Regions from separate parts of the Mus musculus genome. Here region 2 is linked to region 1. The links are chromatin loops, found by intact Hi-C in ENCODE. Cell type or tissue: left cerebral cortex. All regions are shown on one strand.

Evidence for each region. Peaks named below come from ENCODE experiments on the same cell type or tissue, not always from the same donor. Only the 100,000 strongest peaks of a DNase experiment are listed, where the experiment ranks them.
Region 2: it touches region 1 in a loop (4-fold over the local background); 18 of 42 quality-filtered maps call a loop at or near these places.

Annotation. Positions count from the first base shown.
Region 1 is chr4:143,210,326-143,214,325 of GRCm38, forward strand. It overlaps Prdm2 (PR domain containing 2, with ZNF domain), which reads right to left and starts at 2,384. Exons shown (of 10, transcript NM_001081355.3): 1 at 2,290-2,384. In left cerebral cortex, a CTCF peak has its summit at 2,108; DNase peaks (open chromatin) are centred at 1,724, 2,115, 2,431 and 2,561; H3K4me3 peaks cover 1,877 bases; H3K27ac peaks cover 1,664 bases.
Region 2 is chr4:143,162,049-143,166,048 of GRCm38, forward strand. Prdm2 (PR domain containing 2, with ZNF domain) reads right to left here. Exons shown (of 10, transcript NM_001081355.3): 6 at 8-134. Among named protein-coding and RNA genes, the nearest start is that of Mir7021, 28 kb to the left of the region's middle. In left cerebral cortex, a CTCF peak has its summit at 2,109; a DNase peak (open chromatin) is centred at 183; H3K4me3 peaks cover 480 bases; H3K27ac peaks cover 864 bases.

The DNA.
Region 1 (4,000 bases):
ATCTAAAGTTGAAAAGATATCAGCATTCTGAAAAAAGAAAAAAAAATCCCATTAATAAATAAATAGCCAGTATAAAATAATCATCAAAAGGAACTGTGTGCAGATATGTGTGAGCTACAGACACCACAGAGAAATCAGGGAGGTTACTTCTTAGGTAGCTGAAACAAACAAACAAACAAAAAAAGATGTATCATCAGACACTACCAAAGCAGATTTTCCAGTTTTCACATCTTAAATAGTTGCAGAATTTTTAAATTCATCACAGAGAAAAAACTTCCGAAAATTAATGAAAAGAAATGTCAGACTTTAGAAGCCTTGAAAATCAATGTGGGATTGGTTAATGAATGATGGCCCATCCACATATCAGCCATTAAACATCAAATTGAAGAACAGTTAAAGACATAGAAACACACAACAGCATAATGAAAGACAAGCCTCATCGATATACACAACATATCAATTCTCTATAGACTATTATACAGAAGTGCATGCTTCTATAAATGAATGTATGTGAATAAAGAAATACAAGCAGGCACACCATGAGGGACTGACTAGTGACAATCTGCTACAATGTTAACAATGGCTATCTGAGGAGGCGGAAGTTTACAGGCGGTTTCTATTCCTTCTTTGTGCGCCTCTGTTTTCCAACTGTCTTCCAGTGCGACTGTTTTGCTGTTTTGTGCTTACAGAGCTAATACATTATTACAAAGTTACACCTTCTTATCCCGAGCACTGCATAGAAAATGTAAAACAAACCACCTCAAACCTCAACGAAGCCAAGTCTTCCATCAACAAACAGCGAACATTCATTGAGCATTCTCATTATGTCCCTGGTTCTAATAACTTTGTAAATGCATCGACGGCTTTTTTTTGGGGGGGGGGGGCAGGGAAGGGTCGAGCCCTGAAATAACACCAAATGCAGCTGAGTGTTGCTTCCAACAATGGATTTACAGCTCTCTTCCCATGGCTTGGAATAAAGGGGGCTTATTAAATGATCTCTGAAGGTTTTCAAAGCTATGGCGAGATTGCTCATGAAAAAGAAATTTCATCAAATAAAGTGTGTGAAAGAGAGCTTGGAGGGTGGCAGCTGCGTGCAATCTCAAAAACAGAACTCTATAGAACAGGAAAACAACAGAATAATGTCTCTCAGTTCCTCCTCTTAATATCCTAAAACCTCTTTTCCAATATCATCGTGGGCAGAATGATCCAACTGTAGTCTGTGCTATTGTAGGTAAAAGAAAAACAAAAACCAAAAAACAAACAAAAAACCATTGGGAGGTTGTCTTTGCTGTATATATTACTTTAAAGAATAACCTCGAAGTAAACAAAAAAACTTTGAGATACAATTTTAGTCATGTTCTGGGGACACTGTGTACTAGAAACAAACATTCCCGTGTTTCATTAAAGGGTCCTAAGGGCAAGGCACTGGAACTTGGCAAAAGGCAGTTCACGTGTCAAATACACCCAAATCCTCAATACATGAAATGCGGGGGGTGAAGGGAAACCCCATTTCTCTAGGTGTAAATTCCAGCTGGGTAGTAAGAGGCAACGGGGCTTCCCGGCGATCTGTGGGATTGTTTCCCCAGCTCGAGGCCCGACCTAACGGTAAGTGCTAGGCCATTGGCCGGTGCTTCACGCGTGGATCGTGGAAGAACACTGACCTGTTAAGGTCTATTTCGTGTCTCGCTCGTCACCCTCGGAGACATAGTAGATGGATCTTTTGACGAACGCAAACCAGTCCTATGTATGCTAGCGCACACCTGTGACACATGCACGTATGCACCAGTGGGTCGATGGGGGACACTCGAGGAGCCCACTGGCAGGTTTATAGCACACGGAAACTATACGGGGGTGAAAAACACAAAGGCTCGAGGCACAGAACCAACTCGAGGATTGCAGATGCGCTCGCACATTCAACCCGGGACACAAAAGAGCAGAGATCAGCGCAGCCCTGCGGATGGGGACCGCCCGGGGCCCACGTGCGCTCCCCGCCGACCCCGCAGCCGCGCACCCCGAGTCCGCCGCGCCGTCACCAAACGGACCCGAAACTTGGCCGCGGGGACTTAAGAGCCGCGGAGCGGGAGCCTTCGCGCCGCCTCGCGTCGGCGCCAGCGCCAGCCACCGGTTCCCGGCCGTTCGGAGGAAGCTCGAAGGGGGCGCGTCAGCCCGCCCCGCAATCCCCTTAGCGCCCGGCCCGGTCGCCCCCGCCGCGGTGGCCACACTCCTCACTGACACCAAGGGACATTCCCCCGAGGCCCGCCCGCCCTCCCCGGCTCCGCCGCTCCTCACCAGAGCGCGACGTGCCAACGCTTCAGCGAGCCCAGAGCCGCAGCCGCCGCCGTCGCTCTGGCGCCCGCGGCCGCGCCGCCGCCATCTTGGCTCCGGCCGGAAGTGACGTCGGCACGGCGCCCACAACCCCCGACCCCGACCCCGACCCCGCGCGTAGCTCGTGGCCTGCGACCCCGAGGAGCTCAACACGACGGTCAGGCGTGACCCCGGCGGACTGTGTCGCCCTCTCTGTCAATCACGGACTCGCCGCTCGCCCCAGAGCGTTATTACCTCGAAGGGAAGCCCGCGTCGCCATGGCCGGGCCAGCCTGACCACTATAGAGTTAGGGCTGAGAAACTCAAGAGTTGGTCAGAGAAGCCACCCTACTTCAGACGACCGCGACTGACTGGCGTGGTGGCGCACACTTTAATCCCCAAACTCGAGGCAGAAGCAGCCAGAGCTACATAGTGAATTCCAGGAAGGCAGGACCACACCCTTAGACCTTGTTTCAAGAAAAACAAGAGCAGAATCCACTCTGAAGGCCACTCACTAGACCACTGCCAGGCAAATAGACCGTTTAAATGGTGTGCAAAGGACCAATATAGCCACACACACACAAACCCGAAACTTCAGCAAAGCAGATGCAACTGAGCGGCTGTATTCATCCCTTACCAGGAGGCATTTGCTAACTGCCAGCTATGGGCCTAGGTCAGTGCCAAGGCTCTGTGGTACCCAGCATGGCCTTCATCTTGCCCTTGGGAACTGCACCACTATTTACAAACAAGTGAGCTGGAGATGGATTGGATTGAACTGGAGACCACTTCTGACATCCCAGAAAAGAGGTTTGACGGGAACATAGTTGCCAATCAATCTGAAGTTGTAGAGAGATGAAAGTTACTTGTCACATCTAGATGGTACCCAGAGCCATGAGTACTTCAAGATAAAGCTATCCTCTGAGAAGAAAGGAAAAAAAAAAAAAATCTAAGTGTAGTGGGCCGTATTAGTCCTCTGAGAAAAGGATCTGAAAAATAGATAATGTATTATGTTCAAATGTGCCTCCAAAACTTTGGAAAGACCAGACAAGCTCATCAAATGTACCTGTTGTTTAGAAAGTACGTCAATCAACGTGGATTGTGGTATACTCTGTAAAGGATTGGTGACATGGTGATTATCTCATCAGTACTGTTGACAGGTGAGGACAATGTCAAGTGTTGTCAAGGTCTGGATCACCACAGAGCCCGTGGAGAGAGGAAATAAAACCTCAAATGTTTGCTTATGTCTCTCACTAGTCAAGAGTTTACAAACCTAAGAGAGACATGCAAACTTGTCACTAGAATATACACTATTATGGTACAGGCTGCCACTGGAATTTGCACTCTTTATTTGATTAACACCTTACTAAGTATATGCATCAAAAATCATCTGAGGTAGCGTGGGAGCAAAAGGGAGACCACCACCTCATCTACCACCAAACTGCCATAGCCATCATTTTAAAAGAAAATCTACTTACCCCCTGGCATCCAATAGAATGCAAAAGGAAATATAGGGGATTTTGATTTTTGTCAAATCAAAACATGACATGGTAAAACCAGAGAACACCATGCCAAGAAGGCAGTGGCTGTTCTTCCTGTCTTTAATCTGATATGACAATGCCTTTTTCCCCTGGGGCAACGGTTTCAGATTTGATGTCTTAAAACAACAGAAATTTAATCTCCTGCAAATGTAGAGGCTA
Region 2 (4,000 bases), 48 kb before region 1:
TTCCTACCTCTCCGGCTCTTCGGGGAGCTCCGCTTGCTCCGGGCGCTGGCTCGCTCTTCCTCAATCGCAGCTGCTATCTCGGGGTTGTCTTCCCCATTGTACCAGACCAGGAGCTCCTCGCCAGGCGCGATTGGCTACCAAAGAGAAGAGACAAGGGGCAGACCAATCAGAAACGCGGTTGTTGGCGGGGGCGGCACGACAGCGGGCAAGAGCGGCGCGCCGACCGCAAACAGCTGTCGGGAGGGCGCCGCCGCCGCGGGCACGCGCGGAGGGAGGCGGGGCCAGGGCGCGCGCGGGGAGGAGGCGGACCCTACGACGTAGGCGGGGCAGAAGGCGGAGCCGCGGCCAGGGCTAGCAGAAAATTCCTTGGCTGGCAAGGCCAAGGCAGGGCGCTCCGGACAAGCAGGACAACCTGGCAGCTTGTCACAGAGGCTCGCAGGAATGCACGCACCGGCTGATCTGGGCCTAGTGCTCAGCCTCCATCAACAGATTCTTTTTTATTTTTTTCGAGGTAGGGTTTCTCTTGTGTTGCTCTGCCTGTCCTGGAACTCACTCTGTAGACCAGACTCCCTCTGCCTCCCAAGTGCTGGGATTAAAGGCGTGTGCCACCACCGCCCGGCCATCAATAGATTCTTACAGCTAGTCCCAAGCCTCATGCCAACAAAGCAAAAGAGAAAACATGAGACCATTTTGCCCATGAAATTTCATTGAATGAGAAATGTAAAGTGCTACTAAGCAAATGGCATGAGAGCTAGCAGCATACGTTTTAGATTCCAAGCACAAGTTAAGCAGGAACGTTGTGCACCTTTATCCATGCACACAACCACTATGTTAAGTATTTTAAAGCTCTGAGCTCAGAGCCTAAGATAGCATTCTCAATGCAGAGTCATCAAAGTAGCGCAGGCCTCTGAAAACACATCAAGAGTGTATATCGCAACTTCTAGTTACAGAAATCCTAAGAATACCTTCCATGAATTATGCTCCTAAAACATTAAATTCTTCACAGTCACACCATCATATAACTACACCTGCAACATCCTGAAGAAATATTTTGAGTAGAAAAGTGAGGCCTAAACAGAACTGGGAAGGTAGCTAATAGTTGTCTTTCATTGTCAGGAACCCATCTGTTCAGAAAGTTCAAGTAAAGCCCATCTAAACCCACATGCTGACACCGATGATCACAGGAAGAGACACACAAAAGGGAATGTTTTTGCTTAGTGTAGAATGAGTGGGAATGAGGCAATTAAAATAACCCATATTGCAATCATCAACACAGATTGATCCAGACAAGGCTCCCCAGTGGACCTACTGTCCTTGGGTGAGTGTGAGAAGTATCAGAACATTTGCTTCCTGTCAAAGCCTCTGCCCATAAACAGCTATCAGCCACAGATGGAGGAAGAGTCTTTATAATGAGTCAGATGGACAGCCCCTGCCTCCTGAGACCACGCAGAGGACAGAGCCCGTCTTGGATGCCCAAAGGCATAAGTGGAATCTAATCAAAAGGAAGGCCAAACTGAGTCTCCTCAGAACTGAAAAGTTATCAAAGACCAAAGTAACTGCCCAAGCCTAGGAGACAAATGAGAGCCAGAGCTCTGTCTCCAAGGATGTGACTGAGTAGGCAGATCAGCTGATAGAATACTGCCATGGTGCTGGCTTCCTCGTGTGCAGCATACTGGGGCTATGGAAGAGTTTGGTCCTAGAGGTTTTGTTTGCTGTTTGTTTTGGCTTTTTGAGACAGGGTCTCACTCAACTATGTAACCTGGACTAGCCTGGGAACTCTAGTAGACCAGGCTAGCTTTGAATTTAAGAGATCCACCTGTGCTCTACCTCCCAAGCTCTGGCATTAAAAGTGTGTACACAACACTCAGTCCTTATTTTTGTTTTAAAGCAGAAATTCAAACAGAAATGTTCAGTTTAGACAGTGTGATGGTTTGTATATGCTTGGTCCATGGAGTGGCATTATTAGAAAGTGTGGCCCCATTGGAGTAGGTGTGTCATTGTGGGTGTGAGCTTTAAGACCCTCTCTCATCCTAGCTGCCTGGAAGCCAGTATTCTGCTAGCAGCCTTCCTTGGGGCAAGAGCCCACCCAGCTAATTTTAGGTTCAGGCATGGTAGTACAAACCTTCAACACCAGGAGGCAAAGACAAATAGATCTCTGAGTTCAAGAATAGACTGAACAGAGCAAGCTCTATGCGAGAATAAAAAAACAAAACACAAACTTAAATCCAGGTTTGGTGGACTACAACTTTAATCCCAGTGTTTAGGAGACAGACATGAAGATCTCCAAGTTCAAAGTCATGTACAGAGAAAGTTCCAGGGCAGCCAAGCTTAGGTAGTAAAGGAGTTGGAAAACAGAAAGCTGGTGATAATGTAATAGAACAAGGGGGCCATGTTCCAACCCCTGCAAGCAGCAGAATTTGGCAGCTTTGGACACATGGCTCTGGCTTGAGAGTCCAGAATAGAAAGGAATACTGGGACAATTGAAGCTGGTTAGCTGCAGCTAAAAAATTAGTGGTGATTAAGAAGAGACCAGTACCAGTCAATGGTGGCACATGCCTTTAATCCCAGCACTTGGGAAGCAGAGGCAGGTGGATTTCTGAATCGAGGCCAGCCTGGTCTACAGAGAGAGTTCCAGGACAGCCAGGACTACACAGAGAAACCCTGTCTCAAAACAAAAACAAGAGAGAGAGAGAGAGAGAGAGAGAGAGAGAGAGAGAGAGAGAGAGAGAGAGAGAGAGAGAGAGAGAGAGAGAACACAGCATCTCTGGTCTTCTGGGAAATCTTCTGGGAACTATTTCTGAGAGCTCAAAGAAGCTGTGTTCTAGAGATAGTCAAGGTTGTTTTTCATAGTACAGCTGAACTTGGTATTGTGTAAGAGTCACCCAAATGGTACTGGTTTTGAAGGCATGAAGGGGTCATGAAGAGCAGCTGAGGCTAGGCACTGTGAGAGGCCAGGGAAGGCCATGGTGAAGGTACAGCTTCAGTAGCAGTTAATGGCCCAGGACTAAAGGGGGTCATGCAAGGAGTTGAGACTTGGAATCATGAAGAAAGCCTATGAGAGGCTATTGGTGAAGCCTAGCTGCAGCAGAAGACCCCAGCGTATTGGAGGTCTCAGCACCATGAGATGATCACCAAGAACAGCAACAGCAGTGGAGTGGATCAACCTGAGCTTAGAGTGCTACAAAGGGCAGAGCTGGAGAAGTGATGCTAGCCCTTTGGAGAAGGCACAGAAGATCATATGTGGATCCCAGACACTGAAACAAGATGTAACACTTAAGTTGCCTTGGAGACCCAAAGATTTTTGAGATGCCAGAGCTGTGGGCTATCTGCTGAAGAAAGCTGCTAACAGGGAGTGGAACCAGCCCAGGAGAAAGAAGTTTGCTGCAGTCAACAAAAGTAAAAAAGGAGTTGGAAATCTGAAGGCTGCTTTGACATCAGCCTTAAAGATTCAAAGTTTGAAGTTTGCCCAGTTGGTTTCCTGTCTTGCTTTGGGGATTACAGTTAAGTGATTGAACAAATCTCAGAAGAGACTTTGAACTTTGAACTTTTAACATTGTTGAGACTGCTATAGACTATGGAGACTTTTGAAGTTGGACTAAATGTATTTTGCATTGTGCTGTTTAGCTTTGGCCCTCTTAGACTCAAGTGTATGAACAAGCCTATGGGGGCCAGGGAGTGGAATGTGATGGTTTGTATATGCTCAGCCTAGGGAGTGGCACTATTAGAAGGTGTGGCCTTGTGAATTAGGTGTGTCACTATGGGTGTGGGCTATAAGACTCTCTCATCCTAGCTGCCTGCAAGCCAGATTTCTGCTAGCAACCTTCAGATGAAGATATAGAACTCTCAGCTCTGCCTGCACCATGCCTGCCTGGATGCTGCCATGTTCCTGCCTTGATGATAATGGACTGAACATCTGAACCTGTAAACCAGCCCCAGTTAAATGTCCTTGTATGTGTTGCCTTGGTCATGGTGTCTGTTCACAGCAGAAAAACTCTAACAC